Regions from separate parts of the Mus musculus genome. Here region 2 is linked to region 1. A link is a loop called in an ENCODE intact Hi-C map of the cell type or tissue named here. Cell type or tissue: heart. All regions are shown on one strand.

Evidence for each region. A loop is a pair of places that touch in the nucleus more often than their neighbours do. Peaks named below come from ENCODE experiments on the same cell type or tissue, not always from the same donor. Only the 100,000 strongest peaks of a DNase experiment are listed, where the experiment ranks them.
Region 2: it touches region 1 in a loop (6-fold over the local background); 23 of 42 quality-filtered maps call a loop at or near these places.

The regions. Positions count from the first base shown.
Region 1 is chr1:74,309,785-74,317,784 of GRCm38, reverse strand. The region is part of intron 2 of Pnkd (paroxysmal nonkinesiogenic dyskinesia); the gene reads right to left. Among named protein-coding and RNA genes, the nearest start is that of Tmbim1, 9.4 kb to the right of the region's middle. In heart, a CTCF peak has its summit at 4,277 (motif pointing left); DNase peaks (open chromatin) are centred at 4,274 and 7,784; H3K27ac peaks cover 1,640 bases.
Region 2 is chr1:74,358,573-74,366,572 of GRCm38, reverse strand. It overlaps Catip (ciliogenesis associated TTC17 interacting protein), which reads right to left and starts at 4,438. Exons shown (of 10, transcript NM_001379457.1): 1 at 4,387-4,438; 2 at 4,051-4,206; 3 at 3,626-3,823; 4 at 3,266-3,321; 5 at 2,170-2,256; 6 at 1,857-2,024. The coding sequence starts at 4,411. In heart, a CTCF peak has its summit at 4,551 (motif pointing right); DNase peaks (open chromatin) are centred at 2,062, 2,982, 3,602, 4,532 and 1 weaker place; H3K4me3 peaks cover 511 bases; H3K27ac peaks cover 1,780 bases.

The DNA.
Region 1 (8,000 bases):
TTGAGGTTATGCAGGATTTAAAGGGAGCCTACCTCCCCATAGGCAGGAGCAATGCAGCATGCTTCTTTCCTGGTACCCAACACACTTCCCCCCTCCCCACTTCCTCTCCCCCTCCCCCATCCCCTAACACCTGCTGGGCAGTTGGAGTGTAATAAATGTTCAGTTGTGGGAAAGGGAAAACAAGAGTTTAGACTCTGCTAAACAGAAGACCTGCATGAGACACTTGTCATTCATCACCATGGCAATGCTGTAGGGACAACTATTGCATCCTCTTTTGTAGAGATGGGCAGGCTGAAGCTCAGATGAGCTAAATGACTTGCTCCATCACAGAGCCGGTAAGTAGAGTATGAACTCAGCTCTTGTTTTACTGGACCTGAAATCTGGCCTTTGCAATCACACTATGCTGACAGCTGAGCCACCATATGGGTAGCTGGGAGCCAAACCTGCACAAGTTCTTCAACACCATCTGAAATGCTGCTTCCTAACCTTGATCAGTCACCTTGCCTCTGACCCTCTAACATACTGGGTTCAAGAGTCACCCTCAGCAACATAATAACTTTGAGGCCAGCTTGGATTACATGAGTCCCTGTTTCAAAATAAGAACACCAAGGGGCTTGAAGAGATAGATGGCTCAGGGGTTAAAAGTACTTGATATTCTTCTTTTTTTTGTTTGTTTTTGTTTTTGTTTTTGCTTTGTTTTGTTTTGTTTTTTGAGACAGGGTTTCTCTGTATAGCTCTGGCTGTCCTGGAACTCACTGTGTAGAACAGGCTGGCCTCGAACTCAGAAATCCACCTGCCTCTGCCTCCCAAGTGCTGGGATTAAAGGCGTGTGCCACCACACCAGGCTGTACTTGATATTCTTGAAGAGAACTCAGGTATGGTTCCTACCATCCACATGGTAGTTCACAATTACCCCAGTTCCAGGGGATACAATGCCTTCTTTTGGCTTCTCTGAGTACCTGGCACACACGTGGTACACACACATATGTGCAGGCAAAAACACCATACACATAAAATTAAATAAACCTAAATAAATGAATACACACATCAAACAAAACAACACAACCCCTAAATAAAAATTACAATGTAGCTGGGGTGGGGGTGGGCTGCACATATGGCTTGTAGTGGTAATGGGCATGCTTTGAGTCTTCAGAACAGGTGCTGGGCTGGCTCCCGCTGCCCTGTGGCCTGTGACTGACTTAACTGGATTCTTGCTCTCAGGCTCTAGCCTCCTAACCCACACTCACAGTGAGTGGCTTTTTCCTGAGGTAGGCCCATGTTTATGTCCCACATGAAGGACCTCTCCCTAAGGAGACCCATGAGGTCCGTAGGGCTGACCCTGGCCACCTGCCCAGTCTCCTCATGTCCAGGGCCTGACCCTCTCTCTTTGAAGTTTCTGGAACACTCAGAGGTTGTCTAGCTTCGGGGGTTATCTCCACCACCTCCCCACATCCTGTTCCCTCACTATTACCCTCAAGGATGAGGTCTCTCTCTCTCTCTCTCTCTCTCTCTCTCTCCTTCAGTCTAATAGAGGTTTCCTCTGAGAAGCCTCTCTAGATGAGGTGCCTCACTTTACTTATGTTCATTTTTCTTCAGTTTCTCTTAAAATTAGCTTTGTTGTGTTTGTTTTGTTTTGAGACATGGTTTCCCTGTGTAGCCCTGGCTGTCCTGGGAATCACTCTGTAGCCCAGGTTCGCCTTGAACTCAGAGATCCATCTGTTTTTGCCTCCAGAGTGTTTGCATTAAAGGTGCTTGTCAGCACCACCCAGCCTTTTTTGGTTTTTCCAGACAGGGTTTCTTTGTATGTAGCCCTGGCTGTCCTAGAACTAGTTCTATAGACAAGGCTGGTCTCAGACCCACAGAGATTTGCCTCTTGAGTGCTAGGATTAAAGGGATACACCACCATCGCCCCACTAAAGCAACTTTTTATTATGGGGATTTTTTTTCTCCTTAAAAACAGGGTTCTCGGGTTGGAGAGATGGCTCAGCAGTTAAGGGCACTGCTCTTCCAGTTGACTTAGGTTCAATTCCCAGCACCCACATGGCAGCTCACAACTGTCTGCAACTCCAGTCCCAGGGAATCTGACATCCTCACCCAGACAGAAATGCAGCAAAACACCAATGCACAATAGATAGATAGATAGATAGATAGATAGATAGATAGATAGATAGATAGATAGATAAGAAAGACAGAACTCACTACAAGTAGCCCTGGCTGACCTAGAACTCAATCTGTAGATCAAGCCAACTTCCAACTTATAGAGGTTCAACTGACTCTGACTCCCGAATGTAGAGATTAAAGATGTGCTACCATACCTAGTGGAGAATTTATTTTGAAGACAGGAACTCACTGGAAGCTCAGGTCAGTTTCCATCTTCCAGGAATCCCCCTGCCCCAGATTCCTGGGTTGTGCATCATTAAGTCGTGCTATTATGTTGATTCTGCCTGATTCTTCTGAGGAAGCTGAAGCAGACTATTACAAGTTCAAGGCCTATGTGGTCTATAGATGAGTTCAAGGTCACTCTGGGGCAGTTTAGCGAGACTTTATCTTGAAATAACACAAACACAAAACAAACTGAAGCTAATCTTGGTTGTCAATTTGACACACCCAGGAAGAAGGAATTGCCATTGAGAAATTGCCTCGGTCAGATGCCCATCCTGTAGGCATTTCTGAGGAACATTTCTTGATTGTTACCTGCTGCAGGAGGGCCCAGCCCACAGTGGGCAGCACCACCCCTAGGCAGGTGAGTCCGGCTGTATAAATGAGGTAGCTGACTTTTCTGAGCTGTGGTCTTTGAGAGCTAGCCAGTAAGCAGCATTCATTGCTGGTCTCTGCTCCAGTTCCTAGCCAGGTTCCTGCCCTGACTTCCCTTTCCTCCCAGAGTTGCTTTTGGCTGTGGTGTTTTAAACAAACAACCAGAAAAGCAGGAAAAAACTGAGCAGACTTTTACAAACACACCGCCTACCTCCAATGCCTCATCTACAGGTAACAGGTCAGGGGATTCTCAAACATTTTGGCCATGGATCTCAGTAACACACATTTTATACACGTTACAAGCTATCCTCCCTCCACTCCACCCAGGAACTTTAATTAAAACATTAATTAGTTTGAGGCAGACAAATCCCGCCTGGAGGGGAGCTACTGGCACCTGAGAGCAGCTGAAGGAGGGAGTCGGTGTTCCTTAAGAACGTAGCTCCTGAAGCACTCTGGAGGCAGAGGCAGGCAGATTTCTGAGTTCGAGGCCAGCCTGGTCTACAAAGTGAGTTCCAGGACAGCCAGGGCTACACAGAGAAACCCTGTCTTGAGAAACCAAAAAAAAAAAAAAAAAGAAAGAAAGAAAAAAAGAAGGTAGTTCCTGGAAGACTGAGCACACTCCAGTGGAACCCTGTGCAAGCATCAAGAGAATGTGAGCAGCAGATTGCACTTGATAGGATTTTTGTTTGTTTTGTTTTTTGAAGAAAACAAAGTTGTTTGGTTTAGGGAAGTGGGGTGAATATGAGAGGGGTTAAAATGGCCAAAACACAGCCAGGCATGGTGGCGCACGCCTTTGATCCCAGCACTCAGGAGGCAGAGGCAGGCAGATTTCTGAGTTCGAGGCCAGCCTGGTCTACAAAGTGAGTTCCAGGACAGACAGGGCTACACAGAGAAACCCTGTCTCAGAAAAACAAAAAAAACAAAAAACAAAACAAACAAACAAAAAAATCAAACACATGTGTGTGTGTGTGTGTGTGTGTGTGTGTGTGTGAGAGAGAGAGAGAGACAGAGACAGAGACAGAGAGAGGCAGAGAGAGAAACAGAGAGGGAGAGAGGCAGAGAGAGAGAGAGGCAGAGAGAGAGAGAGAGAGAGAGAACCATGTGCCTGCGGGAGTCTGTTCTCTCCTTTACCTACCATGTGATTCCCAGGGATCCAACTTTGTTTGAGGTTTGGCAGCAAGCTCTTTACCTGCTGAACCTCGTTGGTGATCCCTTGTGGCTTTTTAACATAAATCTCCCCCCAATCTGATGCTGTGATAAAGCGTGGATTGAAGGGGGAATGACATTTTAGACTTAGATCCACACACTAGACATACACAGTAAGTAAAGAGGAAACGGAAGTGCACTGAGCAATATTTCCTACCTTATTTAGTCTGTTTTATTATATTTGTTAGTTCTGGCTAGGATCCTCTATTTTGAACATAGCATTGAGAGCACTGAGTGAATGTTCTTCCAACTGTGTCTCTGCAAAATCGTCGGCACCTACCTTCTTGTCAAGCATTGGTAGCCAGATCATGCCATCTAGTGGTCATGCCTAGATCTGTGTCTTTCTCTTACTGAGATGTCAATGGGATTCGGGTGCTTATGATAAGAAAGCAAACTAATACAGAGTGGATCTAGGGGGCTCATGCTTGTAATTCTAGCACTTAGCAGGTGCAAGGAAGAGGATGAAGAATTCAAGGCTAGCTTAGGCCAGCCTGGGTTACATGTGAGCTGGTCTCAAAAACTAAAAATGTCTGGTCCAGGCTAGGCTAGGCACCTTATAGTGAGGTAAAGGGTTAACTATGGTCTACACCTTGCCCCACAGAGCTGTTCTGTATGGTAGCTACTACCCACTTAGGACTACTGAGACTTGAAGTATACTTAGTGTAAAACCAAATTTTGTTCCATTTTTTTTCTAATTTCAGATCAAATTACTTTTTGTGGGACTAGAAAGAGGCAGTGAGGTCATGGTATCTGGACAGTAGAACACTTGCCTGACATATGTGCGACCCTGGCTTTAATCGCCGGCTTCAGTCCCTACACAGGGGGAAACGTGCTAAGATCAATACATCGTTGAGCCTGATGTGGTCACAGCACTGTCAGAGGCAGAGCTGGAAAGCTGGGAGCCAGAGGTAGGAATCTGGTAAACACTTGGAACACAGTGCAGGCCTGGGAAGGCAGGGCCTGTGTAAGGTCAGAGTGAGAAGCCAGTACGTGGTGATGATTCTCAGAGATGGATTTCTTAGATATGTAAGAAGAATGTTAAAGGGAGCTTCCTGATTGGGAGGCTGAGGTAGGGAGAAACAAAAGATGGAGGAAGTCATCCATAGCATAGGAGCAGGGGCTGGGTGGGCAAACTCAATCCTGAACACTCCAAACAGGCCTGATGGCTCAAGAGACCAAGATACAAGGTGGCCCTGGGCAGGGAATAAGGATTCAGCGTGATCCGGACCCTGCTGAGAATCCTGGCCTAGGCAACTTCATCCCAATAGGTCCTGAGATCAAGCTCATCTGAGTCACTGGGCGGGCTCCCTCCAGACCTGTAACAAGGGACTTTTCAACTTTGCCCCAAGCACTTGACAACTACTATTTTTAAACCTTACAAACACATTCTATTATTACCTCTCTTTGTACAGACACAGCCACCAAGGCACAGAGTAGTTAAGGACCAGCCCCAAGGTCCCACAGCCACCAGTGATTATAACTTGGAGTTGGCTAGTGGCTCCCCTGGGGCCTGAGCTTACAGCTGGCCCTCGGGTCTGGAGGGAAACATTCCCCCAGGGCATTTGCACTTTTTTCACAAGCATCTCGGATGATTCCGATGGTCAGAGAAGCTGGACAGGGGACCCTGGCCCTGGCCTTGCCTTGGTGGATGCCAGATAGGGTCCAGCTTCCTTATTCCACAGCTCACTTCCATTTCTAGTTGGGTCTGTTTACACAGCACCACAGGACTATTCCTAATGTGCTACATCCACTCCAGTAGGGACTCGTGTCACAGACAGGTTTAAAAGTCTGGAAGCAGTCACGAGGCAAAGAGTTTCAAGGAAACTTAGCCTCCTGGAACCTTGGCATTCCCATAGCTAAACTGCCCCAGATTTGTCCCTGCAATATTGTGGAAGGTCTTGCGTGCTTTCTTACAGTATTTTACTGGCTAAGAGATAGAAGTCTCAGGGCAAGCTTAGCAAAGTATACTTAGAATCTTCATTACAGCCAGGTATAGCAGACTACATTGCATATTGGTGAATTCTTCTGACAAATGAAAATTCCCTACAGATACTTAAAAGAACTGCCAAGTTACTTTCATATGCAAGTATTTACCAAGGCCTAGGAAAAAGGGGGTTGTGGATTTGCATTATTCATAAGGTCTGCTAGAGCAGAACCCCCTGGTGCTAGCTTTCACAAGGCTCAAAGGAGAAGGACAAATTGTGACTAGGGTGTGAAATCCTTACCAGTCATTAATTGACTCTAGCTAGGCAGGGCTGTTTTATCTTTACTGTAAACACTACCTGGTTCCTGTCAGCCCTTTGAAGCCATTCCTTGTCTTGTGTAAGACAGTTTAAATGTACCTTGCCTGCTGTGACACCCTACTCCTTTGTTTTCTGTATTATATAAGACTGCTGTTTGCTTTGTGAAAAATTACATTAAGATTCAGCACTCCCTTGTGTCTGGGTCTGTCAATTCTCGCCAACTCCTTGCCCACCTGTCTGGAACCTTGATTCCCCATGGGTTGAGAGGGGCTGACTGAGCCTGGTCCATGGCACTCATGTCTTTTTCTTTAAAAAAATTTTTTTTAAATTATTTACTTTATTCGTATGAGTACACTGTAGGTGTCTTCAGACACACCAGAAGAGGGCATCAGATCTCATTGTGGGTGGTTGTGAGCCACCATGTGCTTGCTGAGAATTGAACTCAGGACCTCTGGGAGAGCAGTCAGTGTTCTTAACCACTGAGTCATCTCTACAGCCCTGATTATTATTGTTTTTGAGACAAGACCTCACCATGTAGCTTTGGCTGGCCTGGGATCTGTTAGGAAGACTAGGCTGGCCTTGAACTGATGGAGATCCACCTGTATCTGCTTCCCCAGGAGGATAAGGATTAAAGACATCCACCACTACACCCAACAAAGTCCAATATTTTATCAATAGGATTTTTTCTCTTTTCTGTTCAAGATGGAGCGACCTCTATCAATTGGTTTTGACATCAAATGCCTGTTGTTTTCTTGCTAGAATGCACATTTTCACCTAAATTGTCCCTGATGTCCAAACCCTATAACACTGCCTGAAACATAATAACTGCTTTTTCCTTTCCTTCCTTCTTTTTTTTTCCCATTTCTTTCTTTCTCCACCCCTCTCCTACTACCACAAGGTTTTGCTGTGTAACTCAGCTGCTTAGAACTTGCTCTTCAGACCATGCTGACCTCAGACTCAGAGATCTGCCTGCTTCTGCCAGGATTAAATGTATTTTTTGTGAATAAAACACAAGGCTCCTGGGGTTGGCGAGATGGCTCAGTGGTTAAGAGTGCCGATTGCTCTTCTGAAGGTCCCGAGTTCAAATCCCAACAACCACATGGTGGCTCACAACCATCCGTAACAAAATCTGATGCCCTCTTCTGGAGTATCTGAGGACAGCTACAGTGTACTTACATAAAATAAATAAATCTTAAAAAACAAAACAAAACAAAACAAAACACCACAAGGCTCCTTTATAGGAGGAAGGACCTGTGTCCTCCCCCAACTCCCACCTTCCCTCTCCTCTTGTATAGTTCACAATTGTCTTCCTGTCCCAGCAAAGAGCTGCAGGGCACTTCCGCTCCTACAGGTGATGGAAAAGAGGGAAGAGGCTCGTCTCCAGTGGGAAAGCCCTCTGAGGAGGGCACCTTCAGTGAGGTAGCTGATACACAGCAAAGCCTCACAGGGCTGGGAAACTCCAGGAAAGCTGCCTAGGCAGTCACAGAGCTATGGAAGGGATTCTGGAGTGGGCAGCGCACAGCACAACCGTGTAGACCCAGCCTCCCACTCCTTACTCACTCCTGTCAGGCTCCCTGGACCCTCCCCTCCCCCATCAGCCCTTAGGCTTCCTCCCATTCAGGAAATAAACTTCGGCCTGGTATCTCTCACTCTCCACCCTTCCTGATCTGACTTTCTGTTCCAGTAGGATTATGGGATTGTCAGAGGAATGCCAGACACCCAAGTAAGTTTGAATTCCAGATAAACAATGAATATTATTTTTAGGGTAAGTATCCCAAAATGTTTTCTGAGACAGTG
Region 2 (8,000 bases), 49 kb before region 1:
TTGTGTCCCCTTCTCCTAGAGGTGAAGGTGTTTCCTTCTCCTCGGGTCTTCATCCCAGCTCACCACTGGGAACTGAAGCTTAGCTATTCAGTTCCTTATATGACACAAAGTTTGAATTCTCAGGATATGTTTCAGACTCTAATAGTCAGCTCCCGCCACCCTCTTCTCAAGCCATCTCAATGGAGGAGCACTGCTAGTTGCACATTTTGTTACAGGGAGGACCAGTATGGGGATGGAGGTGCTATACAATGAGAGACCTTGTCTCTAAAACCAGGTGGACAGTGCTTTAGAAAAAAAACCTGAGGCCGACCTCCGTCCTCTACCTGCACAAACCTGTATGCACATTTGCAAGAGTGCCTAGTGTGGTGGTGCACACATGTAATTGCATTTGGGGAGTTAAGGCATGAGGGTTGAGAGCCTAAAGCCCAGGAGCTGGTGGTACATATCTTTAATCTCGGCACTCGGGAGGCAGAGGCAACCAGTTCTCTGTGAGTTCGAGGCCAGCCTGGTCTACAGATTGAGTTCCAGGATGGACAGGGCTACACAGTGAAACTCTGTCAGAGAAGTGGGGTAAGACCAGTTTGGGCCACAACAAACTGGTATATGTGTTCGTAGGTGCACATGTGTGTGGGTGTTTAGCATGCATGTATGTGGGTTCTTCAGAAACTATTTTGTTTTATTTGAAATTTTTATCTTTATGTGTATGAATGTTTTACCTACATACACGTATATATGTGTATACATACACTTGATCTTAGCCAAAAGGCCGAGAAGCGCTATATATGTGTATACATATATATGTGTGTAGATGTAGATGTAGATGTGATGTAGATGGAGATGTAGATGTGATGTAGATGTAGATGTGATGTAGATGTAGATGTGATGTAGATGTAGATGTGATGTAGATGTAGATGTGATGTAGATGTAGATGTGATGTAGATGTGATGTAGATGTGATGTAGATGTAGATGTGATGTAGATGTGATGTAGATGTAGATGTGATGTAGATGTAGATGTGATGTAGATGTAGATGTGATGGTAGATGTGATGTAGATGTAGATGTGATGTAGATGTAGATGTGATGTAAATGTAGATGTGATATAGATGTAGATGTGATATAGATGTAGATGTGATGTAGATGTAGATGTGATGTAGATGTAGATGTGATGTAGATGTAGATGTGATGGTAGATGTGATGTAGATGTAGATGTAGATGTAGATGTAGATGTGATGTAGATGTAGATGTGATGTAGATGTAGATGTATACCTCTTGGGACTTGGGTTACAGAAGGTTGTAAGCTGCCATGTGGGTGCTGTGAGCTGATCTTGTGTCTTCTGCAAAACCAGTAAGTGCTCGCAACCACTGAGACATCTCTCTGCCCTCACCTTGGTTTTGAGACAGGCTCTCTCTCTCACTGGGCCCTGAGGCAGCCTGATGCACTCAGGCTGTCTTTACTGCTGCAGTTCTGGGATTATATGTGTGCAGCATTTACATGGGCTTGGGGATCAAAGTCAGAGCCTCATCATGCCCCACTGAACGTCTCTCCAGCCTTAGAAGGCAGGTGTTTAGAAAGCAGGCTTCCATGAGTCTTTTCTGTGTAGTGACCTTTATGTACAGAAGGTTGCTTCCCACCTTTTCGTTCCCACTTATCCCGGGTGCTCTGTTCTCACTCTTCTTCCTACCACGTTTGTCTAACTGCTGTTGCTCCAGTGTACTTCATTTTGCCCTCAGGACCTAGACCCAACCCACCTTGCTTACCACCCTCCCACATCACATCTGTGTTTCCCACCTCAGTGGCCTTCATGACCCTTCTAGTTCTCCCCAGGTTGATTCCTTTGCCCAGAGACAGTACTCACGTAGGTGCAATGGCAGAGCTTGCCCTCCGAGTCTAAGGCTAGGAAGCGAGCCCCACTGGGCACCGACTGCTGCCAGGCCATCACTCTCAGCAGCACCACATTGGCTGCACTGGAGACAAAGCCCTTGAATGTTTTATAGGGGAAAACAGAGACTCCGGTCTTCGTTTCCTGTTTGGGGCAGATCTTGGAGCTCAGAAGAGGCAGGAGGTGTTGGAGCAGGGTGTTGGTTATGTAAGCACCTGACCTCGCACAGCTCGTCCCTGCTGTGGTTCTGAGGATGTGGGAGGGGTTCCCACTTGGCTTTCACTCTTACCTCACCCTCCTTGACACTTCTGGTCACAACAAACTGGCCATCCTGCTTCAGGACGCTCATCTTCCTCTCCATGGGAAGGACAGGGAACTGAAGAGCAGAGCACACAGGAGAGACAATCACGTGCTCGCCCTTGAGAGGCTACCTCCCATCCTATCTTCGACGCTGTTTGTCTGTGGTTTGTTTTTCTGAGAGAAAAAAAAATAGTTCAGAATGGCCTGGAACTCCCTATGTAGCTCAGGATAGCCTTGTACTTGCAACAATTCTCCTGCCTCAGCCTCCTAAGCACTGGGATTATAGGCAAATGCAGTCAATCTTAGTTTTTTATAAACAAAATAAGACAAAAGTCCCTGTCTTGATAAATAAAAAAGATAAAATAAGACAGGCAGGCAGGCGGGCAAGCAGACAAAAAGATGAACAAAAAGCCTCATAGCCTGGTGTGGTGGTCCTCATAGCCTGGTGTGGTGGTCCAGCACTTGGGAGGGGGGTCAGGGGTTCCAAATCACCCTCAGCTACACACCATGTCTGAGGCCAGTCTAGTTATGAGACTGCCTCAAAATAGGAAGGAAGGGGAGGAGAGGGAGGAAAGGAGATCTTCCATTTATGGTGGAAGTCAGAAATAGGCCCATAGTATGTAATAGGAAAGATGAACAGCTGTAAACCTCAGAACGGAACACAGGCTGGAAGCTGGGAACAGATTCTCTGAGAAGGCTGTTAGGCCCAAGTCATCTCCCATGTTTAGACAGGGCATGGCCCCACAGAGGAAGTTTCTGAAGGGACTGGGTGAAGAGGATAGAGCCAGATTTGGAGGCTAAATAGTGACAGGCTCTGGGAAAGGTCAGGTCACGTGGCTCTGGGAAGTGGACCAGGCTTTCAGGCCGGAGGAGGCCAGTGGGCTGGGCTCGGTTTGTGCATCCAGACAACATCAGCAGCAGTAATGGAGGTGACTGGTTATCAAACCAACCGTGTGTGGTGCAGGTTCGGGCTGGTGGGATATGGGAGTGTGATATTCTCCAGAGGTCCCTCCCACCCTCGTAAAGCCCATGTTCTGGCTTACCCTGGAGCAGGGGCAAGGCTGGGGGAGGCTGGGAGTAAATACCTTGATGAACTCCTGACTGTGCTGTTCCATCAGCTCCAGATTGTTGTTTAGGTAGCCTGGGGTACAGGGAGGCACTGATGTCATAGGATGGACGCTAGGGAACGGGCTGGCCCAGGCTGGGGCAACGTGGCCATGGGAAAATGACAGGGTGGTCAACACTGTTCTTGTCCTGGGTATGTGACTGGGAATGACCTCCCCTCCTCCTCCCTCTCCTCTCCCCCTTCCTCTTCTTCCCCTCCCCCAGGCTTTACCCTCTCCCAGGTAAGTCAAGGGGCAGGTCCCAATTAAGGACCTATGGATTGGAATGGGGGTGGGGCGTGGAGAGAAGATGTGAGGGACAGGCAGCAGTCAGGGCTGTACCTAGGAGGGAGCTCCCACACAGCGATTTGTCTAGGAAGCCGCGGCTAGAGGCGTGGACCAGTAGACAGTGGGTCAGGATCCCTATGTCGTCCTTGTACTTCCCCCTCTGCACCTCAATGGTCAGTTCTCCCTGAGGTTCCCCTGTGTCTGAGAGGATGGCCAGAGTCTCCGGGAAGAACAGGAGCATATCCTCCAGCCCTGGGTGGTGCAGAGAAGCTGTCTCTCCAGGCCCAGCCTCTAGACCCCACACCACCCACTCACCCCTTGTCACGTCTCCCATCTCCTAACCAGCCCCGTCACTCCTCCTTGTCATCACTCGGTGCCAGCTGGTAAAGCTCTCCCCGACAGGCTTGTCCCTCCATGTTCATTAGCAAACAGGTCTTTTCTGAATCTCAAGAGGATCGGGTGGAGAGAGAGACTTGTACCTCTCCTCCCCACGCCTGCCCCACCATCTGGCTCACAGAAGGAGTTGAGAAAGCTGATGGCTTCAGCATTGGCTTCTGGGAATGGCTGCTGCTGCTGCCGCTGCTGCTGCTGTTGCTGCAGCTGGCCTAAGTGATGCTGGTCCTTGGCTTTGGAAACTACAAGAGGAAGAAAAAGCTAATAAGTCAGACTCTAGAGAAAAGGGTAGAGTAGGTAGGGATACCTGGTTCTGATCCCCATCCCCAAAAGTTAAATTTGCGAAGACCACACTTTGGTGGGTTTGCAAGGGACAAATACCCCTTCTCCCTCCACCCACAGACCAGAAGTCCATTCCTCACCAGTGGGGGAAACTTTGGAAGACATTTTATTGAGGCTAGTCAGTCTGTGACTAGTAGTCTCCATGGCAACCAGAAAGCTAGGTACTGCCTCTTAAAGGGCAATCAACCCACTTTACTGAACCTAGATTTGTCAAGCTTTGGGGCTCAGCCCAAGCTTAAGAGGTTGTCCAGCAGAGGGAGCCTTTGACATTCTTAAGAGGCTGAGGGAAAGCAGGTCTTTACAACTTCCTTGGGAATTCATGGACGAAGGGGGCTAGAGAGGTGGCTCAGCGGTTGAAAGCAGTGGCTGCTTTTCCAGAGGGCCTGGGTTTGAATCCCAGCACTCACAAGATGGCTCACAACTGTCTCTAGTTCTGTAGGATCCAACACCCACTTCTGGACTCCATGGATACCAGAGACATACATGGCACACACACAAACATCCAACAAAACACCCAAATATATAAAATATAATAATAATAATAATAATAATAATAATAATAATAATAATAATAATAATAATAATAATACAAAGAAGTAGTAGACTAAACCAGAAGTAGTGACTTGTGCCCATAAACCGGGCACTCATGACTCCTGGGCCGGACCTAGGCTCACACACAGAATCCACTTCAAGGTTGGACAACTGTCTTTGTGTGCTACAGTCCCAATAAAAACAGTCTCCTATCTCCTGAGCCTCAGGTTCCCATTCATTGCCTTTACGATGGTGGGAAAGCCTTCGCACTCAGTAGAAACTGTTTCTAATTCCCAGGTTCACCAAGGCTGTTCATCTTCTTTTCTGCAAGCTGCAACTTTCAGAGGGGCCTCTGTGACTCACCTATGAGCTTGGATGCCTCCTCATCTTACTGGGACTGTCATCATTGAGGCATGTAGGCATAATGATGGTCACGCTGAGAGGGACAGCAAAGTCTTTTCTCTTTTGTCTTTTTTGTTTTCCTTTTTGGTTTTTCTTTTTTCTTTTTGATTTTTTCAAGACAGGGTTTCTCTGTGTAGCCCTGGCTGTCCTGGAACTCACTCTGTAGACCAGGCTGGCCTCGAACTCAGAAATCCTCCTGCCTCTGCCTCCCAAGTGCTGGGAACTTTCTTTGTTTTTAAAGATTTATTATTATATCTAAGTACACTGTAGCTGTCTTCAAATGCACCAGAAGAGGGCGTCAGATTTCATTATGGATGGTTGTGAGCCACCATGTGGTTGCTGGGATTTGAACTCAGGTCCTTCGGAAGAGCAGTCAGTGCTCTTAACCACTGAGCCATCTCTCCAGCCCCTTGTTTTGTTGTTTTGAGACAGGGTCTTATATATCCCAGGCTGACTTCAAACTTAATGAAGCAGAGAATGACCTTAAATTTCTGACCTTCCTGTCTCTTTCTCCTGAGTCCTACAATTACAGGCAGGCGTGTGCCACCATTCCCAGGTTATGAGGCACTGGGGGAATCGAGCCTAGGGCTTACTATGTGGCTCAGGCTGTCCTAGAGATAGTTATTCTGCCCCTGCCTTCCGAGTTTTGGGATCACAGGTGTGCACTACCATGCTTGGCTGATGTAGGCTATGACCTCATATGGAGGTAATATGTGGGTTTTATGGAGAAGAAAACTAAGGCAAAGAGAGGCTAACTGGCTTCACTCGTCACACAGCTAATCCTTCACAGCCAAGACTTGACCAGAGGCAGTCAGACTGAGTCTGCATTCAGGCAGCAGCTGGATAGGATGGTGCTGGGTTGTGATTCTAGCACTTGGGAGGGCTGGGCAGGAAAATCAGAAGCCCAGGTCATCCTCAGCTACGTATTGAGTTTGAGGCCAGTGGGTTGCAATGCGACTCTGTCTCAAAAACTGAAAATAAAACCAGGAAGTGGTGATGTACACCTTTAATCTCAACACTCAGAGGCAGAGGCAGGGGATCTCTTTGAGTTTGAAGCCAGTCTGATCTACAGAGTGAGTTGCAGCATAGCCAGGGCTACACAGAGAGACCCTGTCTTAGAAAGAATTAAGCAGCAAGGAAGTAATAGGTGGTAGAGGAATGGGTGGGAGAGGAGTGGGTGGTAGGCGATGCCGTGAATGGAAACTTCTGGTTAACAGCACCTGAAGTGATTAAATACAGACTTGGAGGAGTGGCTACAGGACTCATACATTTGATTTGTACTCATGCTGTGGACACTTGATCGCCATCTGGGCATGTTGGAGTTGATGTTATGTCTAATACACACAGTTCAATATGATAGCCAGGACCTCAGAAAATTTCTTGACATGAGCTAGCCTTAGACACTGAAGGGTTATTCCAACTCATACTCATCCCAGTTAGGATAAAGCTCCTCCATATTACATTTTAGAATCCATTACATTTGTTGCATTTATTTGTGGAGGGGGAGGGGTGCACCACACTGCACGTATCTGGAGCTCAAGGACTTCTGGGAGTTAGTTCTCTCTGTGTGAGTCCTGGGGTGTCAGGCTTGGTGGCAGGTGCCCCTATCAAATGAGCCATTTTGCTGGTCGTTTTGTTTTCTTCAGACAAGGTTTCTCTATGTGGTCCTGATAGACACTAGCCATTTATGTTTTTATTTTTATTTTTTCTTTGTTTTTTGAGACAGGGTTTCTCTCTATAGCCCTGGTTGTCCTGGAACTCACTCTGTAGACCAGGCTGGCCTTGAACTCAGAAATCTGCCTGCCTCTGCCTCCTGAGTGCTGGGATTAAAGGCATGCACCACCACTGCCCGGCTGACACTAGCCATTTTTAAAATTACATTTTTAGCTAGGCATGGTAGTATATATCTTTAGGCCCAGTATTCAAGAGGCCAACCTGGTCATCACAGGGACTTCCAGGACTAGCCAGGGCTATAGTTTGAGATTATTCCTAAAAAAAAAAAAAAAAAAAAAAAAAAAATTAATTAAAAAAAAAAATAAAAAGGCAAACCCTATTGCTTTCATAATATAAATGTATATAATGTTAGAAAAAAAATCTTCCTTCTTAGTCTATTGAGTGCTGGGATTATAGGCATGTACCAAGACACTTCTTTTTAAAGACAGGGCATCATGTGTCTCAGGTTGAACCAAAGTGCTTTCTGTAGTTGTGAATCCTGTGGAATACCTGATCCTCCTGACTCTGTGTCCTGAATACCGGGACTAGAGGTGTAGACCACCATGCTTGGCTCACGAGACATTGGGGATTCATGAATGTAAGGCTTCCCTTCCAGCCCCTAAATTGATTTGGTTATCAGAATAAAGTTAAAGGGACAAGGAGCTGCTATGGATATGGCGCAGGGGTACAGCCTGGTCTACAAGCCACAGCCTCTAGGATGATCCCCGCCATGTCTAAGAAACAAAGAAATAAAGACCCGCCAGGGCATGGTTGGACATGCCTGTAATCCCAGTGTTTGAAAAACATTTTAAGATTTATTTATTTTATTGTTATTTTGCATATGGGTGTTTTGCTTGCATGTAGATCTGTACACGCTTTGTGCCTGTGGAAGCCAGACGAGGGCACTGGATCTTCTGGGTGTGGTTGCTGGATGTGGGTGTTGGAAACTGAACTGAGTCCCCTGCAAGAGCAGCAAGTGCTTTCAACATTGAGCCTCCTCTCTAGCTTGTTTGGTTTGGATGTTTGTTTGTTTGCTACTTTTCGGTTT